Linked DNA regions of Mus musculus: region 1 is linked to region 2. A link is a loop called in an ENCODE intact Hi-C map of the cell type or tissue named here. Cell type or tissue: left cerebral cortex. All regions are shown on one strand.

Region 1 (2,500 bases), 100 kb before region 2:
CATTTAGTCTGCCAGCCATGTTAAGCCTGAATTCTTATCTCTGCCTGTTTTCTCCCTTATATCTAAAATCTTCTCCAACTTTAGGACTCATCAAGTCCTCCTCCTCTCACTTAACTTTTTCATTCACCATACTCCTTTAAGACTTTCAGAAAAAGCACCAAGCTCGGGTTGTCATACATAACGCATTAGATAGAAACAACCACACACTCATGACAGCTATGTGCTCTGCAGCATTGGAGGAAAGTGGATTTCAAACCGAGGCTGAGAACTGGGGATGTGACTCATTTGGTATCGAGCCAGCCTAGCATGCAGGAAGCCAAGGTTCCAAGCCCAGCACTGCCCAAGCTGCTGTGGTAACCCCAGATCTAGGGAAAGCAGGAAGCTAAGAAGTTGTAGGTCATCCTAGGCCACATAGGGAGGTTGAAGTTAGCCTAAGACTCTTCTCAAAAACAGCAATAAGAGCTACATGTAGATGTTATTTTCTGGGACAGCCCTTCACTAGGTATCTGTGCGTTTGTTAGATACATTAACTGTGCTATGAAGCTGACTTAACCTTGCTATGTTGGATTTGTATATGAGAGGTCATTGTTCACTGTGGGGAGGGGAGTGAACCTGGGAGTGAACTCTGGCTTCAGATCCTTGCTCGTTGTCAGGCAGGGGCTATCTCACTGAGCTTAACTGCCCTGTGTGATCTGTGTTCTCAGCTACCTGCTTTGACTCTCACTTTCCTTATCTGTAAAATGGGGGTGTAACTGTGCCTATAAATGACAGTGTTGGAAAAATAGGTGAGTTAGCAGATGTTAATTTTGTACATGGTCCCTAGGGAACATGTCAGTGCTCTGTGATGGTCAGCTATTACTATGTTGTTACTTTGATTCTTTTATCAATGTCTGAGGTTAAAATTTAAATTGTGTATTTTCTCTGTTGTCTCCAGAAGGCCATGATGTGATTGATAATGAATGCCTTGAGAGATATACTATCATTTTACTAAAGATGCTTGTCAGATCCCCTCCCCACATGAGACATAAAATGAAACCAAACTGAAGATCTGTGATCAAGACCTTCCCTGCAAATGCCTGCGACAAGGAACATTACTCTGCAGTTAGAAGGGTTCTGGACACACGGTCAGCCCCCTCTTCTCTCTTCTCACTCCTCCCTCCCTCCCTCTTGCAGGAATCCTCCTATAGAACCCTTAGACCCCTAATCTGGCATTTACACAGAGAATGGGTGCACACCACTATATCTGCTTTTGACATGAGTGCTAAGGATTGAACTCAGGTCCTGTGTTTGTATGGCAAGCACTTTACTGGATGAGTCTTCTCCCAAGCCTGTATTCTCTGCAGTAGGCACACACTATCCATAGGGGTCAGAATTTTCATTTGTACAATGTGGAGCCAGAGGTTCTCAGCTTTGGTGTCTTTGACAATATTCTAAGTAGATAAGCACGGGCGTATCTCCGAGGCTCATCTTCACACCACCATCCCTATTTTTAAACATGAGCTGTACCAGATGATCCACTTTCAACCTGCAGCAAGAAAAATTCCATGGAATGACTGCCATAATCCACAATGTGTTTCAAGTTGTATGAGCTGAAATCTATATAGCTCTTGGGTGCTAAATGTCTCCGTCTATAAAAAGAGGCTGATGGTATTTCAGAAACCCTGGAGGCATTAAGACACCAGAGCTGTCAATTTAACTCTACCATTATTATCTGCTTAGCTGAAGATACTTGTACAAGGCAACATGGAGTCAGCTGAAGGGGTCCCAGTGCCCAGGGTAACTGTTTAGGAGTAAGCCAGACTTGGGAGGGTCAGTTCTACATTGATCACAGTATCCAGCTAATTGGCACTGTTCCATCTTTGCACAGATCCACCTAGGGATTCTCAGCAGGGTTGGGAGTTTGAATTGACATGGAAAGCAGAAAAAAGCTGACTGGGGAAAGGCTCAGATGGTGAAGTATTAGATGAGCAAGCATGAGGACCTGGATTAGATTCCTAGAACCAACCAACCAACCAACCAACCAACCAACCAATCAAAAAAAGCCCAGTATGGCAGCATGCTGTTGCAATTCCAGTGTTGGGGAGACAGAGATAGGTGGATCCCTGGGGCTTGCCCAACAGCCAGTGTAGCCTACTTGGCAAGTTCCAGACCAATGAAAGATGCTGTCTCAAAGAACAAGATGGAGAGTGACAAAAAGAAACCTGGAGTTGACCTCTGACCTCCATAAGCACAAGAACTCATATGTACATGTACTAGTATACACACATACACACTTACATACAACCTACAGTCTACATACACACACAAAGAAAAGGAGACTGTCTAGGCACTTTGCCCCAAGTGACCCCAAGCCCTGGCCACACTGTTGTACTCCACAGAAAACAAGCTAGGAAGTCTACAAACTTGGTCTTGGAAAAGCTCTTGAAGCCTCAGGGATTCTGATAAAGGGCTTCTGCTTACGGCTCCTCCACTGCAACCCTCAAGGAATTCTATAAACTAA
Region 2 (2,500 bases):
AATATTGACATTATCCACAAAGTTAATGGGCCCAACAGTGGTGAACTTGAGCACATAGCTCAGAGGCTTCATATACACTGTGTGTGGGGTCCACTGCCAACTTCTGGCTTCTGAGTGCCCTGAGAAATTCATTTCCACATGAAAGGTGTTTTTGCCCACCCACCTAGTTTGTCACAGTCCTCGAACTGAAGCAGGAGGAAGGGAGAGAATGGCCTGAGATTCTTTAGAATATACAGGCCTCTCAGCATGGCAGTCTGGCGTGCAATGGCCAGCATGCATGAGCAAATGGGTGTTCAATAAGCAGAAGAACTTCCTTCTTGAGTGTCCCCTTCAGGTGAGGGGACAACTGAATAGAGGGGATTCTGAGAAGCCCTGGGAACAGAAATTTCTGGAGGTCCCCTATTACTTCTGGATGTCAGATAGGGCGTTCAGCTTTGCTCGTGACTTCTTAGGCTCTGGAGGGATGAAAAACAAGTCCCCTTACTCTGTGGCAGAGTTCCCATGCTGCGAAGCTCTGACAGAGAAGTCCTGGATTGACTGTGTGGCCTTGGGCACATAGGTTGACTTGTGCTTCAGGCTCCTTGTCTGTCAGAGGTTAGACAATAGTCTAGCCCTGGCAGGCTGTACAGAGTTTATACACACAAAGCATTTTCAGAAGGGTTCCAGAAAATGGTAAGCCCCGAAAACAACAGTTGTAAAATGTGCTATGGCTAAAAAAAATTTTTTGCATTGAAAGAGCTAAACAATATCCACTCGTCTTCCTGGGTCCCTGGGGCACATCCAGGAATTGTGTAGACCTTTGTTCTCAGAACCAAGGAGTTGATTGGGTTTACTTACAGTAAGAGCACAGGAAGAAATTACCAGAGTGTGGGTGCATCCCTTCCCAAAGGCCTCATTGGAAAGTCTTTACCCATTGGGAACTGGGGTTGGGGGGGGTCTTTTCCACAGCCACACAGATGGTTCTTCTAGTCTTTGCAGGCCTGCATCTTCTACCCCCACCCACTGCTCCTGCATCTGTAGTCAGGACCCAGGTGTACACATCAGGTGATAGCGAGCTGCTGGAGGTGAGGCACCATCCCAGTCCCTCCTCTTATGAGGGCATGTAAGCAGTCAAGAAGCCCAGCTGGGGTGATTGGAAGGAACACAGCTGAACTCCTGAAGATGGAAGACAGTCACCTATACCAGGGTGGCAGTCTGTCTGGCTGAAGACCACAAGGAACACCAGGGTCACTGTGTGGTAAAGAGTTATGTCGAGGGAGTAGTAGCAGGAAGGGCCACTAGGGGGTGTGTGGTCTGTCTCTCGTCCTCTGTCTCTTGTGTGGATGCCTTTGACTGCCAGGATGCCGCTCTGAGCAGCGGTTGAGGTGGCTGTTTTATGGGGATGCAGCCATGAGCCATTTGGCAAGAGGCTGTTTTGGAATTTGATCAGCTGAGTGGGCTGGATGAGGTCTGCTGTGCCTTCCCGTGATTTCTCAGCTTCACTCAACCCCGATAGAACAGTGTTCAGCTGGCAAGGCAAGCCAGCAGCTGCGCGGGGCTTTTCTTAAACTCCTCTCTGAGCCAACTTAAAAGACACCTCAAGAGTGGGTAGCCCCGCCTCTATTTTCTGGCTTGAGAGCTTTTGCATACAGATGCATTTCAAATCTTGTGCTAAAGATCGATCGGATGAAACCTGTAGGGACTGAGGAGTTTCTCACCCAGGTATGAGAGAGTGGGGCTGGGAAGATCAGTTGGTGAAGTCCTTGCTTCGGGAAAATGAGTTGGATCTACAGAACCCACATGAAAAGAAAAGACTAGGTATGGTGGTGTGTTCTCACCCCCAGCACTGAGGAGTCAGAGACAATGGAACACTGGGCCTCACTGGCCAGCCTACTAGATGAGCTCCAGGCCAGTGAGAGTCCTTGTATCAAAAATAAACCAAACCAAACCAAACCAAACCAAAAAATCCAAGGTGGGTGGCTCCTGAGGAGAAATTCTTGAGGCTTATTCTACCCTTCATCCTCACACACAGGTACACACACAAAGTGCTATAGTAGAGAGACAAGTGTTCAGGTGTTCAAAATGAGCACAGTGAGACGCAGTTTGGGCTCAATTTTGTGATAATAGGCAGACTCAGGTTATTAAAAAAACAATCCACGCTAATTAATGACAGTTACACACCGGCAATACAGTCTCCCCACCCCCAAGGCTACCCCCAAGAGTCTGTCCACCTAGTTCCCTGCAGTTTGCTGCCCCCTGCTATCTATCCCCTGTGGCTAGCCTGCCAAGACTGGCCGCCACTGGCTCTAATCCCTAGCGCCTTTAAATGAATACTCCAGAGGCTTGTAATTTATCAGCCAGATTTATAACAGTAAATCCTCAACCCCCAAAATGCCCACACAAAGAACTCAAAACTCAATTGAGATAAATACAAGTTATATGCCTAGATGAGACAAATATACCCTGTATTACTCTACTGTTCTTCTATGATATCCAGAGCAACCTGTGACTCTTTCAAGCC

What was found. A loop is a pair of places that touch in the nucleus more often than their neighbours do. Peaks named below come from ENCODE experiments on the same cell type or tissue, not always from the same donor. Only the 100,000 strongest peaks of a DNase experiment are listed, where the experiment ranks them.
Region 1: a loop joins it to region 2, with 2.4 times the contacts of the local background. A loop is called at or near these places in 8 of 42 quality-filtered maps.

Annotation. Positions count from the first base shown.
Region 1 is chr16:97,429,300-97,431,799 of GRCm38, reverse strand. The region is part of intron 8 of Bace2 (beta-site APP-cleaving enzyme 2); the gene reads right to left. Among named protein-coding and RNA genes, the nearest start is that of Bace2, 74 kb to the right of the region's middle. In left cerebral cortex, a CTCF peak has its summit at 1,377; DNase peaks (open chromatin) are centred at 251 and 1,496; H3K27ac peaks cover 1,824 bases.
Region 2 is chr16:97,325,047-97,327,546 of GRCm38, reverse strand. No RefSeq gene overlaps it. Among named protein-coding and RNA genes, the nearest start is that of Bace2, 30 kb to the left of the region's middle. In left cerebral cortex, a CTCF peak has its summit at 1,278; a DNase peak (open chromatin) is centred at 1,441.